2 separate regions of the Mus musculus genome follow, and region 2 is linked to region 1. The links are chromatin loops, found by intact Hi-C in ENCODE. Cell type or tissue: heart. All regions are shown on one strand. Each heading gives the region's core, and the rest is flanking DNA. Links, peaks and the distances in the headings are about the cores only.

Region 1 (10,702 bases), core at 1,713-9,712:
CAACTAGGCAAGGCTCCCAGTGCTAGTACTGGAACACCAACCCAACCACAAAACCTCAGACCCACACCTGTCCTTCCCTCAAGATGTGCTTTGGTAATGGTGGATCAGAACTTTTGAGAGTAGCCATCCAGTGAGTGGTCTAACTTGAATTCAAACCACAAGATGGAGCCCATGCCCAACACTGCCTGGATGGCCAGGAACTAGAAGCTGGGTGGCTCAGAGACCTAGGATAGAACCAAACACTACTGAACATAAAAAAGTGAAATAATTTCTAATGATATTCTTCTATACTCATAGATAGGTGCCTAGACCAATCATCATCAGAAAGGCTTCCTCTGGCAGCTGATATGATCAGAAGTAGAGGCTCCCACCCAAATATTAAGTGAACCCAGGGAAACCCTGCAGAAGAGGGAGACAAAGGATTGTAGGAGTCAGGAATCAGGGTTACCAGGAGAACATGGCCCACAAAATCATCATAGCAGGGCTCATAGAGACTCACAAAGACTGAAGCAGCAAACACAGAATCTGCATGAGTCTGAGCTAGTTCCTCTGCATATATGGTGTGGTTGTTCAGCTTGGGGCGTTTGTGGAACTCCTAACAGTGGGAGCAGGGCAGTCTCTGACTCTTGGGAGAATCTATCTCAGACTCTTGCCTGCTCTAGGTGGCCTTTTTCTCCTACTGGATTGCTTTCTCCAGTTTTGATATGAGAGTTTGTGCCTAGTCTTATTGTATCTTGTTATGTTATGTTCTGTTGATATCAGCTAGAAACATGTTCTTTACTGAAGGGAAATGGAGGAGCAGTAGATCTGAGGGAGAGGAGAAGTGGGAGACAGGATTGAAAGAAGTGCAGGGAGGGGAGGCTATGGTCGAGATGTTTTGTATGAAAGAAGAATGGGGAAATAAACGGCATCCTCATTTAACAAGAACCCCATAAATATTTATTGGCTTATCCTAGGTTCCCTGGAAAACTGAGTTCCTGTGTTGACTCTTGATGGGGAAATGGGGTAAAGGAGACCTCAGAAACAAGAATGGGGGAGAAAGAATGGAAACATCCAAAAGGGGAGTGCAAGGTCATGCTAGCATAATGCTGTGGTTGCTCCACCAGTGCAACTTTATGCATGAATAATCCAAAGGAAGTAAAGACTGAGTACTTTTATCTCCCATCAAAGTTCACAGAGCATTACTTCGCCACCCTGAGTTGTAAGACCAGATACCTCCCTATTACCCTGGACAATCCAGAGCCCGTATGTCAGTTCATCTGACTAAGACCTAAAAGTTTGCTCAGGGAAGTATCTAAGACTTTGGATGATGGAGCAACAGAAGTGGTCCGGTGGCTTTTGGACATCCACTTGGTCTGCCTTGGTTCTTATTATTACTTTCCCCAGACTGTTATTTTCAAACGTGCACATTGATCCACATGTACATTGATCCACCTTTTCTGCTCACCAAGCTGCCTGGTTATTATCCATCTGGTCCTGAACAGAAGTTTCACTCCTATTTTCTGCTCCAATCACAGGAACACTAGATTAAAGCTCCTTCGCTGAATTGAATTTCAATTCCCTGAAAGGATCACAGTGAATCTATGAGAAGAAATGGATATGTGGCAAAGAGCAGATGTGTGGTCAAGATTAATAGGAGAGTTTCACTTTGAAACTAAAGATAGTCTATTTCCTACCCAGGATTTCTATCCTGGGCAGGAGCTGGAAAGTGGCCCATGAAGGAGAAAGTAGGCTATCTTCTCCTGAGTCTCAGTGCTGGCCATTGAATCTGGAAGCTTCCACACCAGAGGCAAAAAAGGCTCATACTAATAGGAAGTGCCTCACGCTGGTGTTCTAGAAGCAGATTGGATACTAAAACTCGGAGCATAAGACGTCCATAAAAGATCAGCAACTATGAGAGAAGGGTAATTGAGGTAAGAAAGGACAGAAAAAGATCTATGATACAGGATCAACAAAGCTTAAGCTAATTGTCTGCCACGCTCTCTTGTGTTGGACACAAATGGTCAGCGTGAGTCCATTATGATGTCTCTTTCTTGTTATGAAACAGACTATGTCAGAAGTAACATGATTCCGATGAGGTTACTCTTTCAACTGAGACCTGCCCTAGAGATGAAACAGAAAGTTGCTTATCTCATTACTTGGATGATGTTGTCTTGAAGAGGAGCTGGGTTATACATCTGCATCTCCTGTAGCTAGCATAGGTCTCTTTGCCACTTGGACCCATTTCTCCATTTGAATTCATGTAGCATTCAGAAGTCTGGTCAACCTGTCTTCTAGAGAAGCATAGGACACAGAGGCTGCTAGAACAATCATGGTGTGTTGGTCTCGATTTGCAACTGAGTCTCATAATAACTATACTCCACAACCCAATGTAGATGTCTTTAGTTACCACCTCTCTCTAAGTCACAAAGACATAGTCTGATATGACTCTAATCCAAGAAGGTTCTGTGCTTTGCTGGTGAACATGTGACATTTGGGAGTTTTCTTGTTGGACCTGTCTATTTGCAGTTTCAATTAGACAGGGCAGCAATACTTAATCCCATGTATATTGCCTTCTGACCCATTGTTCTTGACAGCCCACCCCCTTCTAATTACAGGATGATTTACATACACTAAAGAGGGCACTCCTCTTCTTGTCCATTAATTCATTAACACAAGGTGCCCAAGGTACTAAGGCTGCAACCGCAGCTTATAATTCAGTGGAAATTCAGCCATAGTCCAAGGTGAAAGCAAAACCAATAATACCAAGGCCTCTAAACCTGCAGATCCTGGAGTTGCACAGATTTTTCTATTTCCACAAGGCCTATCCTAGTGAAACCAGTCTTGTCCCCACTCCATGTGAAAGTTTTTGAAGGGAGAATGTATGACATCTTTGAGGATATCAGCCCACCTGTCATAATGTGGCCTAAACAAGTACTTCCAAGATTCATGTGGCTTGCGCCAGTGTTCCGGGAGTTCAGTGACTAGTAATGAGACATGAGCCTGATTCCTTTGGTCATCCCACCTTCACCATAAGCTGGGTTTGCAGGGTTATCACAATGAAATGTGCGATTCTGATAGAAGTGTTGACTGAGACCAGAGTGTCCATCAAACTCACACCTTTATTGTGTGTCTGAAATTGAAAACTGGGCTCTTTCAGGATAGAAAGGACCTAGTACGAGTGAATGTGTCACCAGTGCCCAGGTGCCCTCCTCAAGGAATCATAGTACTTGTCTCGGTTATTGCCAGGTTGAACAAAGCAGTAACACAAGTAAGCCTTCATAAGTGGGACCCTGTATTGTTTGGCTCGGTGCATGACTTCGTCTTTGACACTGTGGTCATTCCATTCCTATGTCTATCCCTACTATCTCCTTGGTGAGTCATTCTTTTGTCTTTGAAGTAGTTTCCTCTTCACTGGAGCTCGAAGATGGGTAGATAGTAACACATATCCAAAAGACCTTCATATAGAATTGCTCCTATATACCCATTTGAATACCCCCACCCTAGAAATCCAAGTCCCAGGTCTTCTAATCCTTGTTTCCCCAGCCTAACCAGTCAGTCCGGATTCCAGGGATGTGTAATCAGGGTCTAGTCCTTGGAGTAGCAGCTGCTTATTTGGAGCAGTTAGCAAGTCACTGAGGCTTTCCTCCTCCACCTGGCATGTACAGGCTTCGTTCTCAGCTTCCACTCAAAGACTTGAGTTTCTGTGTCTGCAACTAAAGATGCCCTCTGGCATCTACACCTGGCTATAGTGGCCCATTACTCTCAGCTGTTTATTTTCATCTTGTAGAGTGTCAATAACCCTTAGCAACCGCCATCCAATCTGCTATCCTTGGAGCTAACATTCCCTCTGCCTTTCAAATGCCTGTTACACTGTACCTACGAGCACCTTCCCCTTCTGCCAGTGAGGATGTAGGTGTCAGCTGCTAGAGCCCACTCTGTGCCATAGGCTTCTGGAGTCCACTCCACCAGAGAGATCCTAGTGTCAGTCAGGAAATAATTTACCTCAGACAACAACTTAGAACCGTCACAGATTAGCGCCACCAGAGATTGGGTTTCTTAAAAACGACTCATGGAGTTTAGGGCATGATGTATAGCCAAGAGGTCGATAGCTGTGAAAAGGCAATGAGAAAGAAGGCCTGGGAAGAATGGGAGCTATATTGTATTGCTGATGAAGTGTCATCCTCCTTCAAAGAGCTCTAGAATGGCCATTACCCAAAAGCCTTTCCCTTGGTCAAGCTGTGGAGCTGGGTCTCTGTGCTGCCACTTGGCGATGGAGCTAGCAGAGGTGAGCCAGCCCTGCAGATGAGCCAGATACTGCAGAGGAGGAGGACCTGGGGAAGATTGTCGAGGCACACTCCACAACTGAGTAGCCTTTTCTAAGGACAGCACAGCACTTTCCCATGCCGAAACAACATGCCAGCCTTGGTTTAGGTATTCCTAGAATCCAAGGCTCTGCTCTGATTAGGAGTCCTATGCTTTGCCCAGAGCCTCTTTATCAAATGTCTCCTCACCTTCAGGGTATGTATTTACCATGTATAGCATCTGTATACTTTATGAATATTTCACTTTGTAGGGAGCTTCCCCCAGGCTTCAAGCAAAATGCCATGTGCCCTGCGGGTCTTCATTTAGATAATAATTAACTAAAGGGGAGAGAATGAGGGACCTGCTGTGAGCCTCAGAGTCCTCTCTCTCTCTCTCTCTTTCTCTCTCTCTCTTTTCTTCTTCTTCTTCTTCTTCTTCTTCTTCTTCTTCTTCTTCTTCTTCTTCTTTTTCTTCTTCTTCTTCCTCCCTTTCTCCCTCCCTCCTATCTTCTATCCCTTCACAAATAACAGAGAGAGAGAGAGAGAGAGAGAGAGAGAGAGAGAGGTGGGGGGAGAAAGAAAGAGTGCCAGTCTCTTCACCTGGGGGTATCAGAGGGATTGAATGGCCCATGTTAGCACTGTGGAGCTTACAACTTCTATTGGGAAACTTACAAGAAAAGGTGAGTTCAAGGACCCATGTAAAGGGCTCTGGCAGAGATATTTCCTGAGGCTTTAGTAACACTGGGGAGGGGGTGTTATAGACCTTTCAGGGTCAGGTCAAGTTTAAGCATGGAAAAAAATGTTTGTTTTTTTCAGACAAGAAAAATTTTCTATTCTGTGTGACCTGGTGGCAGCATGGCCCGAGGGGCTGAACATCTGGGTGGGGTAGAAACCACCTCCTGGAGGTGAGGACCCTGGGGAACAGGAGCAGAATGTGTCAGGAAGGGGTGTGGCCAGGTGTCCTGAAGTCTTTGAGGCTTTGACACTGGTGAGGACCATAGCACATGGAACAGGAGGAGTCTGGATCCGTAGAATGTAAGGACTGCCACCACACTTTAGGTGAGAATGGCAGGATTATAAAAAAACAACAGCAGCAGTAGTAAATAAAACATGGTGGGCAGAAAAGTAGGCGGAAGTGAAATTGACCAAATCCAGTACAACTGGGAGAGTGAGATTGTCAGGTTTGGGCCTGAGAAAACATAAAATAACAGAGAGGGCAAGTCTGGAGCTAAGCATCTGGGTCCCATTCTACACACAGTAGGACTGCCACTGTCTAATTTGGGGCTCCATGATGCACACAGTAGGACTGCCACTGTATAATTTGGTAGAGATCTACAGAAAGCAGTTGCATGTATGGGTTTAACCTTGAATACACTAATAGAAAACTAAAATGTTAGACGTTCCTTCCTTCCAGGTACTGCAGCCACACCCTCCTGGTGCCTTTTGCTGCTGGAGAGAGAAGTGACGAGCAGGATGCTAGGATACATAAGTTATCTGGATTTTAAACCTGGCAGAAAGAGTCTAGAGAATATAGAAGAAATTAAAACCTATTCAGAAGAGTTTCTACTTAAATCTCTCCCTTAGCCCTTCAACACCAGGAAGTGGAGAACAAAGAATGCCAAAGTGGAGCTTTTAAATAAATCATAATTAGTAGCACACATGGGCTCAGTGTGGGCAGGCAATTAGACCGCTAATTGTATAAAGTGGAGAAAGGCAAAGTATCACCCCAAAATGGGAGGTTCCCAGCAACGTCAGAGATGCCCTGAAGTAACAAAGGCAACCAATGGGGCACAACTAGACTTCTAATGAATGTGTGTGTGTGTGTGTGTGTGTGTGTGTGTGTGTGTGTGCGCGCGCGGGAGCAATAGCGGCTGGACTCTAACTAGAGGGGAAATGGAGTCTCCTAACAAAGTACCACTCTCTTCATGTGCTGCCCTCCAGCCCAGAGACTCAGGCTTCACAGCTGCCCAAAGCCCCTGGGGGCTGGACATATGCATTGCACGGGTTCCACCTAGTGGTAGACTCTGGGAGTACCTTCACAACGTCTTAGCCTGGAGATACTGGGGTTTCTAACTCAGTGGTACAAAACCTGAGTACCCAGCAGGAAAGTTCTGTGTGTAGAATAGAGGCAATGCTTGCTTCTTCGTGTCCTGAAATACTTGTAATCCTGAATACCCGTTAACAGAGGAATTATAAAAGTAATTGCTGCATGGGTGCTAATTGCTGGGTTGTTTTGTTTCTTCATTCTTCTTTTTTCTTCTTCTTCTGCAATTTAATTAACTTTGTCTGCGGCCTCCTGCCCTTTGTAGGGTTAGCAATTTAATTGCAGTTTCCTTCTTCCTGTTATTCCTTTGCTGTCACGAATGCAAAAAAAAAAAAAAAAAGAAAGAAAGAAAAAAAAAAAAGACTGATGAAAGAAAGGGGTCTTGGTTCTACCAGACAGCTCACTTCATATAGGTATCAGCCTACATGGGGAAAAAATCACTATGGAAAAACCTTAGAAAAAGGAAAAACCTTAGAAAAAACAAGCAGTCGGAAGAGAAGCCTGAGATTATTCCAGAAGCTCTCCACCAAGCCCCCCAAGAAGATGTTTCATTGTTTTCTCCTTCTGACATTTGTTTAAACACACACACACACACACACACACACATACACACACACACCACTAGCCAAAGACACTGAAAGGAAAAAGACTAGACAGAGGCCAAGCAAAAAAGATGACAGGGTTAATGTGGTCAGTGTTTGGGTAGAGGGAAGAAATTGAGGGTGAACTGTTTATTGTATGTGGATGATATTCTGAACTGCTGGGTCTTGGAAAGATGGGAGCTGCTGACAGGTTTGGGGGGCAGCAGCTACTCAGCAATCCCCCAGGCTCAGCAAAGCCTCCCTGTGGGAGAGGATCACAATCTTCCACGCATTGTGATGCTGCCATGCTAACGTGCAAAACAAGTTGTTTGCTGGCCCTGCCCAAGGTGACTCAAGGATAAAGAAGGGAGTGCGTGTAAGTAGACCCTCTCCTGTGACTTGCACTCTGAAATCAGAAGAATAATGCAAAACGGAGAGGCAGAGCAGAGGCAGAGCAGGGCATATCTCTTCGCCTGGCAGGCAGATTGGCTGCCAAGTCTCCCCACTCTGTCTGCCTGACACAGACCACATCCCTCAAGAATAGAACTCTGCTCAAAATTTAAATGCTCTACCCCCTCTGCAGGTGTATGCAGGAAGCGGGGTGTTGGCAACAGTTCTGATGGAGAGCGGTAGCCCGGGTACAAAGAGACAGCGGATACAAAGCTGTTTCGCCCTATGAACAGCTTTATGTGAAATCAGGAATCAAACTACAAGAAAAGCAAGAGAGCTCCAGCAAAAACTTTCCCTGGGCATAAAAACGAGTCGAACTGAGCAAAATCATAAATGCAAACCATCCACATCACCTTTGCCACAGGGGACGAGGCCCCAGAATAGAATTTAATGCCAAATTAAATGTTCCATCTACCTCTCCCAGCAACACAGCTGTAAAACTAGAAAACAAATCAAGGCCACTGCTACTGTTGCTGAAGGATATTGGCTGATGGAGCATAAATAAGTGTATAGTAACCGATAATCTGGGCATGGGAGGCCTTGGGCTTAGGAGGTTTAGAGAGAATAAGCAGGTAGCCCTCACAAGGGGCAGATCTTAGAATCAAGGGTATCGATTACGTTTCTTTTCCTTCTGGCAACTCACTGTCTAAGAAGAGGTTTAGAAGTCCCAAGACTTTAATCAGTTTGATTGGAAGACCATAGAATCTAAACAAAACACCTACATAGTGGTACTGGGAGAAATTTCTAAGGCAGGGACTGCTATCAGATTAGCAATGGTTTCTCCTGCTTGCTTTGACAACTGTTTCCCTGTCACAGACAAGAGGATGTGCACAGTTAACAGTCATCTTGGACTTGAACTTGGATCCTGGTTCCAATCTGGTTCCCATCTTCCCAAATTCTATAGCCTCAGGGCAGGATCTCTAGACAGAACCTAAACCCTGCAGTCCTTTATATCAATGTAGAATTGGGCAGGAGATTCACAAAATTCCTTTCTGCTCTATTATTTGAGGGGGGAACACTTTGAAAAAGATAAAGAACATCCTGATAGGACATGGAAACCAACGAAGCTCATTCTCTGGGTGATGACATCGTCATGCTTTCTGTCCTGAATTCTGTTTTGTTGTTGCCTTGCAAAGGAATCTCTTCTGTGTGTATGTGTGTGTGTGTGTGTGTGTGCGTGTGTGTGTGTGTACTAAACATATATATAAACATACATATTATATATACTAAACATATATACATATATACATATATACATATATACATATATACATATATACATATATACATATATACATATATATATATATAAACACTAAACGTATATAAACATAATATGTTTAGGGTATATATACACATATAACCATATGTATATGTTTAGTATACATATACACACATGTGTATATATACACATATTTATCATATATGTATGATATATATATTGTGTATCTATACATATATATACTATAAAACATATATTTTTAAAACGAAAACAAAATTTCCCTCTAGTGAAAATGCATTCATTTACCTCATTTTCTAATTCCATTTCTGAAAATCTCACCCTTGAGAGTGAATTGTAAAGAATCAGATACCATTTTTGCTGTAGGAAGATTGCTATAATTGAGAATTGTGTTCCACATCAAGAACTTGGCATCTGATAAATCACAGACGTCACTAACAACATGATGTAAGAGCAGACACTTAACTATAAACTTCTATAATCATTTAAAATAGTAAAATTGTGCTCCAGCTCACATAAAATGGGCATAAGTGTATTGTACGTGTTGATTATACAAGAGACCCCAATGTGCCATAAAATGTAGATAGACTGCATAAAACTCTAACATTAGCTGACGATAAATTCAACCTAAAGCCAGCATAGTTGCTGGAACGGATTTAATTAAACATTAAGTGAACAATGATGTGGTTCGGAAGCTTTTGTCTCTTTGTAGATGGTCTTGAGCTGATTTGGCCACTTAGTTTGTCTCATAAACCACAAAAGCCAGCTTCAGCTGCTGTCTTCCTTCTCCTTCTGGTGAATCTCATAACAAGCATGGGGGAAGGTTGAACTGGTCCACAAGTGGGGCCATCTCAAAGTAAGAGAAGAGAGGTCAAAGCCCATACAGTAGCCTGTGTATTGGATGATAATGTGGTGACATTTTCCCCCAAACAAACATCACTTAAGTGAAAGCTTATCTAATGTAACTCTCTTTCACCTCTTCTTGTCCCTTTGCATGGTTTAAAAGTTGGACTCTGTGTTGGACCAAATATAGGCCAGCCAATAAGAGAATGGTAAGTGCTAATTAAATCACTCCACATGACACTGTTGACAGCCATTAGAGACCTTCACACCTTATCAGGAAGCAGAAAACAATTACAAGTCATTAGAATGAACTTTTAAAAGAATTTTAAAACACTGTCTCAAATATAAGACAGTAATAGAAATGTTTCTTGACTATTTACAATGTTTGTGGAAAACAACATAAATAATTCCTCATCTTTTCACAAATGTTACCGTTTAAACTGTTGTGTAATTGGATTATCATAGCTATCCCATTACAGAAATGTCAGGCACTGTGATTTCTTGCTTTATGATTGAGCAAACAAAATATTAGTGGTTTTAAGGTACTTCTTTGGGTTAAAAAAAAAAACTACAGTGAAGTATTAAGAACTGAGAAATTGTTAGGAAAGTGGCAAGCACTATAGTTCCTGAATGAGTTCATGAATCATAAATAATAATAATGATGATGAAAGGCCAACTAGAGGCAGCATTTCAAGTAAGAGCCCCTTCATATATGCAATTTATTTTTAATCTCTGCAGGTCTATCACACCAGCCAAGATACTCTCTCTCTCTCTCTCTCTCTCTCTCTCTCTCTCTCTCTCTCTGTGTGTGTGTGTGTGTGTGTGTGTGTGTGTGTGTGTATGATGTGGTGTGGTATGCTTGAGATAGTCTCCCTATGTAAGGTAGGTTGGTCTAAAACTCTTGATCCTCTTGCCTTAGCCTTCAAATGCTGAAGTCATGAATACATACCTCTTATGTTCTACAGAATCCTCCCCAAAAACTAATTACCTGGTTTGTTCAGAAACACTTCCCTTGTTTATTCTAATCTGTTTCCTAGGATATCAAAGGCTATACCAAATCTTTCCAGAAGAGAATACAAATATTTGAAGATAGCTTTCATGTTTCTTGTTCATATGACATTATCTTTAGACCTTTGTCCTCCTAGTGACCAAGTTATGTCACTTTTCAAATCAAATACCGAAAGTTTAAGAATACCATGAAAAGTATATAATAGTCTAAAATGTCTATTAACACAGCTTTCTGTGAAGTTTTCATTAACAT
Region 2 (10,702 bases), core at 1,413-9,412, 510 kb before region 1:
GTCATGGTGTCTGTTCACAGCAGAAAAACCCTAAGACAGTTTCTGATGCACAATCATGGATGATTAGAGCTCTGTCCAGCTCAGTGACACACACCTCCCATCTCAACACCTTGGAAGTGGTAGTAGAAGGGTCAGCGATTTACTGTAGGTGTGGACTACAAGTGAGTTTGAGGACAGACTTTGTATTAGAAAGAAAAAAATCAGCCAAATGCACAGTCCTGTGTTATTGAGCCTCTATGATATATGAATAGGTTTTGCTCTTGTATGTTTGAAATGTGATTGGTAAGGTTACACTCAGGGGTGGGACTTAGAAATGAATAGAGTAACAGAAGCTTCACTTCTCGACACATGATCACCTTTTTCCCCACCCACAGGCACTTATGACTCCTGAGATCTGATTGTGTTTGACAACTTGACTTCGTCTGGGATGGAGTTCCAGTTTCATTTCTGTGGCTCTGACACATAATCTGATATGAGGCAGCACGACTGAGGGGAGGGCTCAGTTTGGTTTACAATTCCAGGTTCCAGCCCCACATGTCGGGGAAGCCAAGGCAGAAACTTCAGCAGCTACACAGTCTATCCAGAGTCTACAACAGAAAGAGACAAATGGACCCTTGCTTGCTCAAAGATAGTTTTCTTTACTCATGCAGCACAGTCAGTGTCTATCCCACAAAATGGTACCACATTCAGGGAGGGTCTTCCACCCCACCTCAATGGAGACAACCCCACACAGGTGTGCTCACAGGTAATTTTCTATACAAGTTTCCTTCCCAGGTAATCCTAGGTTGCAGCAAGTTGACATTTAAAACTTAGGCATAATAGATGTCAGTGCAGAAGAATGTGGTTAAAATGCAAACTTTGAAGTAGTTATGTAAAGTTAGAAAGTGTATTTAGTTGTCCTGTTTGTAAAATCGTGGTAGTAATAGAATTTTCTCATGGGAGGAAGCTGAGGATGGCAATAATGTAGTTAATGTAAGCCAAGGAAAAATGCAGACATAGCTATCTCTGCAGCAGGTCTCTCTCTGGAACACTTCAGCCACAGCCAGCCAGCTCTGCAGCAGGCCCTTCTCTGGATCACTGAAGCCATAGACAGCCAGCTCTGGAGTAGGCCCCTCTCTGGAACACTGCAGCCATAGTCAGCTAGCTCTGCAGCAGGCCCCTCTCTGGAACACTGCAGGTGAAAGGGTTTTGCAGTCAAAGCATATCTTGGTGATTGGGCCCAAGGAATGACAAAATCACACCAAACAACAGACTTCTTGCAAGAGATTTATTGGGGAAGTGGGATGCAAAAAGGCTGCCTCTGAGCAGGGATAGAAGCATCAGCAGACCAGGTCGTGATGGCAGGTTTTATAGGGGGTAGAACATGGGAATAAGGAAAATACTCGACAATGGTGAAGGTGGAAACATGTCAGATTGGCACTTAGTGACGTGTATGGTCTTCAATGAGTTCAATGGTGTTGAGTCGTTGAAGACTGGGAGGAACCTGGTTCTGGAATGTGGGCAGGGAACTTTTAGTGGTTTTCATTATGTACAATAGCAGAAAGAGCCAGCCAGCACTGTGAAAGGTACTGCTCATTTCTTTGTACTTCTGTTGTCTCCATTGCTTCTAATTGATCATTTGCTTATTTTTAAGACACTTCAATTACTTTGATGAGTTAGTTCATTTCCAGAGCCCTCTCTCACGAACTGAAGTTGGGCTATGTCGGACGTAGCCAGTGTGAAAATAGTGACGTAGATTCTTCCTTCCAGAGACTTAAAAATATTTTGAAAGGAGTCTCTTGGTGCTAAGCAGCTGTTGTAGGTTTTCTCTTTGAGATTCCATAGTCTTTTTCTTTAATACAATATGAGAATTGGATAGAAGGTGGCAGGGGTTGTGTGTTCACTGCCTTCTTGATCTATTTCTGTGCAACCAATACCTCAACTCAAAACAGGACACTGTTACTTAGCATCTTCTGGAGCCAGAAGTCTGGGACAGCCTCTCAGGGCACTTCTGGCTTAAGCTTTCTGAGGAGTTACAGCAATGTTTTGGTCAGGACTGTGGTCTTGTCTGAGGGCTCAGCTAGAAGGGAGGAGATGTGTTCCAGCTGGCTCATGTGACTGGTGGCAGGTGTTTGTCTCTCATCATCTCTAAAGAATGCTGCACCACCTGCAACTGGTTTCATCCACCGTGAGCAAGGTGAGGGAGAGTGAGAAATCTTGCCTAAGATGAGAGCTATTATCTACTTCTACCTTCGTCATGGTACTCGAACCCCACTGCTCTTCCATGTTCTGTTTAATAAATAGAAGATTCTGGAAAGCAGTCTCTCCTTACATGGCACATTCTACAAAGGCTGATTAAAGAATTAGAATGTCAATGGTTACGGGGAGGTTGGAATGACGAAGGCATTGCATCTGCTTAAAAAGTGTCTTGGACTATCTTTAGCCCTCTAAGGAGCCCACATTTATAACTGACCTAACATTTCAGTGACTATCACCTGAGGCCTTTCAAATGCATTAACTTAGCATTCAACTACATCCCACCAACCCGAGAGCTAAGAACTTTATTATATACCATCAAGAACTATGGCAGCGCTTTCTCTGCTTTGCTGCAACCTATGACCACCAATGTAGTTTTTAAAAGTGTCTTGATTTGTGGCTGTCTTTGTTCTTTGGTTTTGCAGCAAGGAAATTTATTGAAACTGTTGCCATGCCAAAACATCGAATTTTGAGTACCCCTGAATCTGTGTTTTGGGGCTATTTGGCTCTATAATAAACTACCTCTTTCAGATGAGAACTGTTTTTGCTGTTTTTACGCTATCAGTTATAATTGAGCCAATAAACATACTACCTGCTTATTGGGAGGGGGTTAGGATGTGATTATCCTTAGGGTCAGGGGGAGGTTCTTAAGAGCTCTCCTAAGATATCCTGGTGAACATCTGCCAATCACCTATACCAATGATGACCCCTAAGTTCCCCCAAATTCCTGTGAGAAAATATAATCTCTTTGAACATTAAAGACAGGTTACCAGTCAGTAACAGGCAAGGTTAGGTTCCCTAAGAGTTTGTGAGCTTGCTCCACAGACTCTTTGGGAAGTCAAATTACTGAAGATAGGGTCTGGTACATCATAAGAGAAAAGGAAAGACGGTAAGAAAAAAAATATAAAGAAATGGATACGATCTGAGGGCAAGGTGGGAAGGAGACAGGTGCAGGAGACAAACACAGACCGAAGCTGAGTCCAGAAACACTAGGGCTGTCTACCAGCTACAGTAGTCTAGAGGGGGTAAGCACTGCATAAGATTCTCTTGGAGTTTTACTGGCACAGCCTAGCTGGAAAGAGAAAGGAGGGTGTGGAGCATAGCTTTCTAGATCTACCTGGACTTTGAGCATCAGAAATTCTTCAGGGAATGGGACACTGACAACAGCGGCCAATGTCTAGCCAGGCGAAATGGTGGGGGTATTTTGGACGTCTTCTGAGGGCCAAGAGAAGAGGTTTGGGGTCTGCTGAAAGGGTCCTCCATCTTCGCCTTTTTTTCCTTCGGCTATTCAACCGCCAAGAGGGTCTCTGGAGCCCCTCCGGATGCAAACTTCCCCCCAGGCAGCCTGTGGAAGTAGTCCATCACAGCCAGCCTCCAGCGTGGTTCCCCAGCCTGGCCAGCTGGCAGGAAGGCTGCCGAGGCAGCAGATCTGGCGAGAGACTCCTCAATCACATTTACATGTACGTGGTGCAAAAAGGGAAAGATAGGGGGGAAGGGAAGCCCTCCGGAATCCAAAAGGAAAGTCAGTAAGTACTCCACAATAAAAAAAAAAAGAAGAGAGTCAGCCACCAGCTTGATTTGTCTCGGATGTTCTCAAATCGCTGTCCTTAAAAGCTCTGCTTCCCCATCTTCCTTCTCCTCCCGTCATCCAATGCCTGAAGAAAGTCTCTAATTTTGCTTTAATTTGTGCCTTGGTTGCAAGAATAAAACAGAGCGTCACTGAAGCTCCGGCCCCTCCCCCTTGGCACTCTGCAGCTGCACTTCCTCAATGGCCCGATGCCGCCTTTCTCTCCCACCACTCCAGGTTCTTTGCCGAAGGAACCAAGCACCAGGCTTAGGGCGGCTTCCAAACAGACAGGCATCCAACGGTTGCCTTTACCCCTGTGAGCCCCTCAAGCTTCTCAGGAATGGGGGTGCAGATTCTGGTTAAGGGAAGAGCAGAGTGCAAGGGCCTGTTATGGTGTGGATACTGGAATCTCTCAAAACGTCAGTTAATCTTGGGCATCTTGCCAGGAATCGCGTGGAAGGAGATAGTAACAAATTTGGGTGTTTACATCATTTTTCAAGTAAAAGAATAAACACAGGCAGCCTCCTTATTTTCTTACACTTAAATCCTTTTGGAGTATCTGATGACATTGTTTCTCTGTTGGTTCCCAGGTCTCAAGAGTTTTGGTTTTCAAATACAGCCCTGGCTTGAACCAGAGGTGCCCTCAGGCAGAACCCTCCCTTCCAACCCTCAGGGAGGCTAATTTACTTCCCTTTTAGTAGCTTCCATTCTTGTCTCTACCAAGAAGGAGCACTGAAAAGCACTTCTAATTAATCTTTGTAGATTGCTATGCGATCCTGGGGGCTAAAGGCAGAGTATTATTAGAAAGTGCTGGCTGGGTGGGTAGCGGTCATAAAAAAACTAGGTGCTGACCAGATCACTTTTCAAGACATCACAGGTATTGGGAATGGTTGCAAGTGGTTTTATGTGATTGGCTGCTTCATAAGTCCTCAAGAAAATCATAGGGCAGCCACCTGGAGACATGAGCTCCACTTCTCTCCAGCAGGTGTCAGCACAAAGGATTTGTAGCCAGTTAAGCCTTGGCCTTTTTACTTCCACTAACCCCAGTGTACAATAGCCTGCCCTCACCCCCAGCTTTGCTTCCTGAAGCTTTACCTCTTGTGGCTTGTCATCACCACCATCACAAGAAAGTGAGGGTGTTAGCTTTTCAGCTAGTCACATCTGCACAGGCACATACAAGAAACCATATTCACATACTTTCCACTCCAGGATGACAGGGGTTTTAGTGTCTCTTAAAAGATTTATTTCATCGTAATCATGATGTCTGAATGTAGGGATGTGCACATGAGTGCAGGTTCCAGCAGAAGGAAGAAGAAAATAACCAGTGCCCTAGAGCTGGAGTTACAGGTGCCTGGGAACAGGGCTGCTGAGAACAGAATTGAGGCCCCGTGCAAAAGCAACAAATACTCTCACCCACTGAGCCATTGCTCCAGCTTTGTGTATATCATTGTATTGTACTGTTAGTTACTGTTAATCTCATACTATGACACATATGTCAGTTAAACTTCACAGATATGTATCCATAACCAAAACCCAGTCTGAAGAGGTTTTAACACTACTTGCTATTTCAGGCATCCCGTGAGGATGAAGGACGATAGCCTCTTGGAAAGGTACCTGGCCTGTGTGGTTTGAGCTCTGATAGAGCATCATCCACCATGGTACTTTTCTGGATCTAAGAAAACTAATCACTTGTGACTAAAATGAGCCCCCACAGCAAGGGGCATCTACATTGTTAGAAAGATGTGCACATAGTAGGTGCTCATATCACATATCCTAGTTGGAGACTTTAGGGACAAAGGAGTAATTGATTCTAGAGTGGAGATGAAAGACTTCACAGGGTTTGTCTATGGAGAACCACAGGGCAGAAACAACCCTTATGCAATTTAGGATAAATGGCTTGTTACTTAGTTCTGAGCCCATGCAAGGATTCAGCAAGTTTCTGCCTGGAAAATGTTCTGTGATGCGAAGGCACTGCTTCCTCTCTTTTTGAGTCTCCATCTGGGTTTAGCAGATATGAATTTACACTTCCTAGGCCACTTGGTCTGGTAACTAATTAAAATTTTTTTAAAAAATGTTCTTTGATCTGTGGAAGGCCGTGAGTCTGAAAGGACGGACAACGCACTTCCCCGATTTGTGCAATCACTAGGGTTCTTTTTCTGGAGGCGTATGAAAAATAGCAGGTGAGGGCAGTATATTGTCTTGTGTTAACACAGTGCTAACAGATATTTTGCCTTAATACAGCATGAAAAAGATACCTTAGATTTACTGTTTTAATATCTATTTGCTACAAGGATTTTACAATTAGATAATGGGACATCTGTGTGATGTATTAGGGAATATAAGGTGCTGAGTTACCGCTAAGGGGCTTGAAACTTCTCTGAAACTATTTAAATTCTAGGTACAGAGAGATGAGACAGACTTCTCTTCTTCCCAGGGCCAGCAGGATGGCATTCCGCATAGGAGTCCTAATCCAATTGGAAAACCCAAGAACATAATCCCTTCTGTTGGAACTAAGGGCTCAGAGACCAGCTTCGAATATAACTTCCCAGGCACTGTGGAAACAGGTTAGTGATGCACTGGATCATCAAAGGGAGCAAGGCAGACTGGACTCCACATGTAAAGGGGAGGCACTGACATCAACCTATCCAGCTCCATTTGGAGCCATTGTCCCTAAGGAAACTATCCTACTGAATTTCCTTAAGATCCTGGTTAAAAGGAACTCTCAGACAGCATAATAAAACCTGGGAAAGGAGAGAGTTGAAGATCATGACGTGTCACACACACACACACACACACACACACACACACACAGAGAGAGAGAGAGAGAGAGAGAGAGAGAGAGAGAGAGAGAGAGAAGCTTAACTCTAATGTTATGTGCATTACCCCCGGACTCATTAAGTCAGAGAAGAGGTTATCTTCTAGTAGATAAGGGGAATGTACCAATGATAATTATAAATACACACTGTGGTCAAAGATTGTGACAGCTAATTTTGGCTGTCAATTTGACACACCTAAGGAATTGACTCTGTCAGATTGTCAGTGGCCATGTCTGTGGTGCATTTTTGCTAATTATCAGTTGATATAGGACAGCCCAGCCCACTATGGGTAGTGCTATCCCTAGGCCTGTGGGCAGGGACTGGGTAAAAATAGTAACTGAACAAGCGAAAGCAATCAAGCTAGTAAGCAATGCTTTGTCACTGTCTTTGCCTCAATTCCTGTCTCCAGGTTCTTGCTTGAGCTCCTCCCTGTCTTCCCTCTTAAGGATGGACTACAACCTGTAAACTGAAATAAAGTCTTCCCTCCACAAGTTGGTTTGGATCAGTTTGTTATAACAGCAAGAGGCAGCAAACCAGGACAGAGATGGATTACATATGTGACGGTGGTATCAGAAGATTGTTGGCCTCCTGGGGTCTTAGCCACCTTAGTTTGCATGGTTCCATTATGATGTCTACACACTAGAAATCACCTAAGACACTGTGCTCAGAAGGCCTCCATGAGGTCAAACAGGGGCTGACGGTAATGTCATGGATAAATCACAGAGCATGAACTATGTAGCTGAGAGGCTCCATCCTAAGCATCCTAAGTGCTTTGAGATCATTCACCATTGGTCAATCATTGAGTAAAAAATTATATATATATATATATATATATATATATATATATATATATATATCATATATATAATCATATATATATATGATTCCTATGCTCAAACGAGACAGGATTATCCAGAATAAAAAAAAATAACAAAGCAGAACAGAACAAAGCAAAAGACAAACAAACAAACAAAAAACAAAAACCTAATAGGTACAATTTAAAATTCAGGCAAGTGCAAGGCTTAACTATGAAGTTAACTTTAGCACTATCTTCCTTAAATTTAGAAGTGCTACTGCTAGATTCTATAAAAATCTGAGGGGTTCATTTACATATAGTTAGCATTCTGGAGGCAGAGACCAATGAGAAGTGAGGAGAGCTAGACACTTTCTGCCATGTTTCTCACTTCCTGCAGGGTGCCAGTCAGTGTCCATTCTTGTCCATAGTTCCCTTTGCAAGGCTATTAGTGTTGTTCATTTAGAAAAGATCTCAGAGTAGAGAACACAGGCAGGGGTGTGGCTTTAGAAGTAGTCAAGCTGCTTCACTGTGGGGCTGAGTTACAGGGCTTACCCTTTGCTGCAATAGGTTCTTTGGGAGTTAGAGAGGGTTGGGACCTCTCACTCACCTCCATTTGCACAGTGACAGATCACAGTCTCTTGGCCGCACTTCCAAGGAGATGCAACTCAGCTCCCAGAGGGAGATTTTGAAATCCCCAGTATGAAAGGCCTCCACAGAACAGCATCAGTATGTTTTCCTTTGAGACAGAGAGCATGCCTGGGGGCTTAGGGTGTTTAGGGGAAACAGCTTATCCAGAGAATAAGCAGGGAAAGTAAGGACCTGGTTGGGGCTTTGGATGAAGTGTAGGCTTGGAAGCATCCCTTGGGTACCTAACAGGAAAGAAGGCTTATAGTGGCCACTTTTTGGGACTGGCTCCAGCAAAATGGAGTCTCTAGTGCTAAGTACCACAGAATCAAGCTGAAGTAGAAATTGGGTCACTTTTTCAAAAAGAAAGAAAGAAAGAAAGAAAGAAAGAAAGAAAGAAAGAAAGAAAGAAAGAAAGAAAGAAAGAAAGAAAGAAAATGACAAGTATTTGACACTTATTGAATGTCTGTCTGCCTGTTCCTTGAAAATTTCAGTCGCATTATGGTCTTGCTCTTGGGGGCTGGAGGGAAAGATCAGTGTCTACATTATGGATAAAGAAGAGGACAGGGGTGAAGACAAACAGTATGGGGGAGGAGACTGCAGAGTGCTAGCTGCTGAGACCTGGGATCTGTGCAAACAGACACATGGGAGAGGGAGTATGCTCTTGGGATGATGGGGATGAGTGAAAACAAGATCCAGCCTAGAAGATTGACAAAGGGTGGCCAGAATGAAAAGGCATTCTTTTTCTGAATATGATTGTGATGTGTCTCAAATTCCATTCTCTTTAGCAGTGACTAGGACATACAGCATATAAAAGTTCCTATCCACCCCTGATTTTTGTATACCCACGCATCAAGAAGAACCCCATCTCTCACCTTCTGACAGCCTCCATGACTTCATTAGAGAATTTCTATGTCTCCTGTGATTGTAGTTTCTAGAGTGTAAAAGGTTCATGAACCCAATCACTAAGGACAAAGAAATGGGATCCTTTTTCCTCCCAACTCTATAAGAAGAGCAGTCATATTAATGAATGTGACAAGCCTGAAGGAAAGAAAACTCCACTTATGTTCCTGAATTTCAGACTTAAGATAAAGAAAGCCATTGCTTATTGTCAGCCTTGTGATCCAGAGGCGATCAGGAAGTCAATTCAACCACATAGTCTCCTGCTGATCCTTGTGCTCTCAGCCACTTTTTCCCCTCTGGTGGGGCAGTTTTTTTGAAAGCAGTCATCTTATGAGTTATTAGCCCTGCCGATCAGCCCTAACCTACCCCACCCACCCACCCACCCACCCTCCTCCCACTGGATCCTGAATAAAGGTGTCCAAGCCTTTATGCTGTGCCGTTCAGATCCCATTTTTCTCTGTCCATAACATGATCTACAGCTGCCCTCTGAGGGCAGGGTGGCAGGTGGGTGGGAGTGGGCCAAATCACCATCTATGGCCTCAAAGTCCTGATGTGTAATCACAACTCAGCCATAGACTGTAATATGGCTATAAAGATCTCAGAACCACAGTATATGAGAGTTATGCCTGAAATGAAGTCCAATCTGTGATAAAAACAGCCAGCATTAATGCCACAAATATGTGACAGCGGGCAGAGAAATGACTGATTGGGGATGTTTATAAATATAGAAAGTGAGCTGCTCATGGCTTCCAATAGAGGGGGTTAGCAAAATGAAGACAGATGGCAGGCGATTAGCTCTCACATTCCTTTATGGCTGCCAATCGACTGATGGCTTACTGCTCAGCTCCATCACTAGCCTCCCGATGGGACCCTCCAGGTACTTTATAGAGCCAGTCTCTATTTCCTGAATGGTTCACCTCTCAGAGAACCACTGCTTGTTTCCCAGGGATGAGCTCTACAAGGACAGCAGAGTAAGCTGGTACCCAGGGAGACATTCCAAAGATGGCATTGATCCGTTAGAAAGACAGCCAAAATCCTGGGGCTTGCTCAACTGTTTCATGGCAGTTTTCATAGAAATATAGGCTATCATGTTGGGAGAATTTGGAGACTCCTTTCTAGCCTAGCTCTTTAAGTAATTCTGGGATACCCCAAACCTTCTTATCCAAGTTGATGAGACCCATACACTTTCCCAAGAGAATCCATCCTTCTTTGGTTTGTGTTGACCTCATTGAGAATGAAAGGGTTTTGGTTTTTGTTTTTCCCTAGAGCTTCGAGTCTCTGGTCTTAGGCAGGTTTTACTCCCTCTTTTCCATCCTGCATAACAAAGTTTTATCCTTCAGCCTGTTAGAAGATTGTACTTTCAGCTTGGTCACCACTGTGCTTCTCATTTGAGGATCATTCCACTCTCAAATACTGTAGATTTCAAGGGCAATATCTCAACACTGCCCACCTCCCTCCATCAGTTGCTAGCCTAACTCTATCCTTGTATTCTGTTTGAACCCTTAGATACAAATTTTGTCCTTACATTCTTCAGACTCGCTGCTATACAGTTCTGGTTCCTGTCTCTCTGGCTTTCTTCTTGTGACTATCTTGCAAAGCTTCTGAGCCTTGAGCATGTCGTGAACAGTATGTTCTACTTGGATCATATTAACTTTCTCTCCTAAGGGCAAATGGTCCTGCCTAGATCCTTCTCATTACAGCTGTGAACTTAGTGCCAAGTTGTGGAAAGGAAAGAGTAAACATTTATATTGCCTTATGGAA

The links. Peaks named below come from ENCODE experiments on the same cell type or tissue, not always from the same donor. Only the 100,000 strongest peaks of a DNase experiment are listed, where the experiment ranks them.
Region 2: a loop joins it to region 1, with 4 times the contacts of the local background. A loop is called at or near these places in 3 of 42 quality-filtered maps.

The regions. Positions count from the first base shown.
Region 1 is chr9:30,258,705-30,269,406 of GRCm38, forward strand. No RefSeq gene overlaps it. Among named protein-coding and RNA genes, the nearest start is that of Gm26435, 28 kb to the right of the region's middle. In heart, for the core only: a CTCF peak has its summit at 6,304 (motif pointing left); no DNase peak of the experiment used is centred there.
Region 2 is chr9:29,746,800-29,757,501 of GRCm38, forward strand. It overlaps a transcript of Ntm not described here. Among named protein-coding and RNA genes, the nearest start is that of Gm15521, 120 kb to the left of the region's middle. In heart, for the core only: a CTCF peak has its summit at 4,788 (motif pointing right); DNase peaks (open chromatin) are centred at 3,632 and 3,932; H3K4me3 peaks cover 825 bases; H3K27ac peaks cover 617 bases.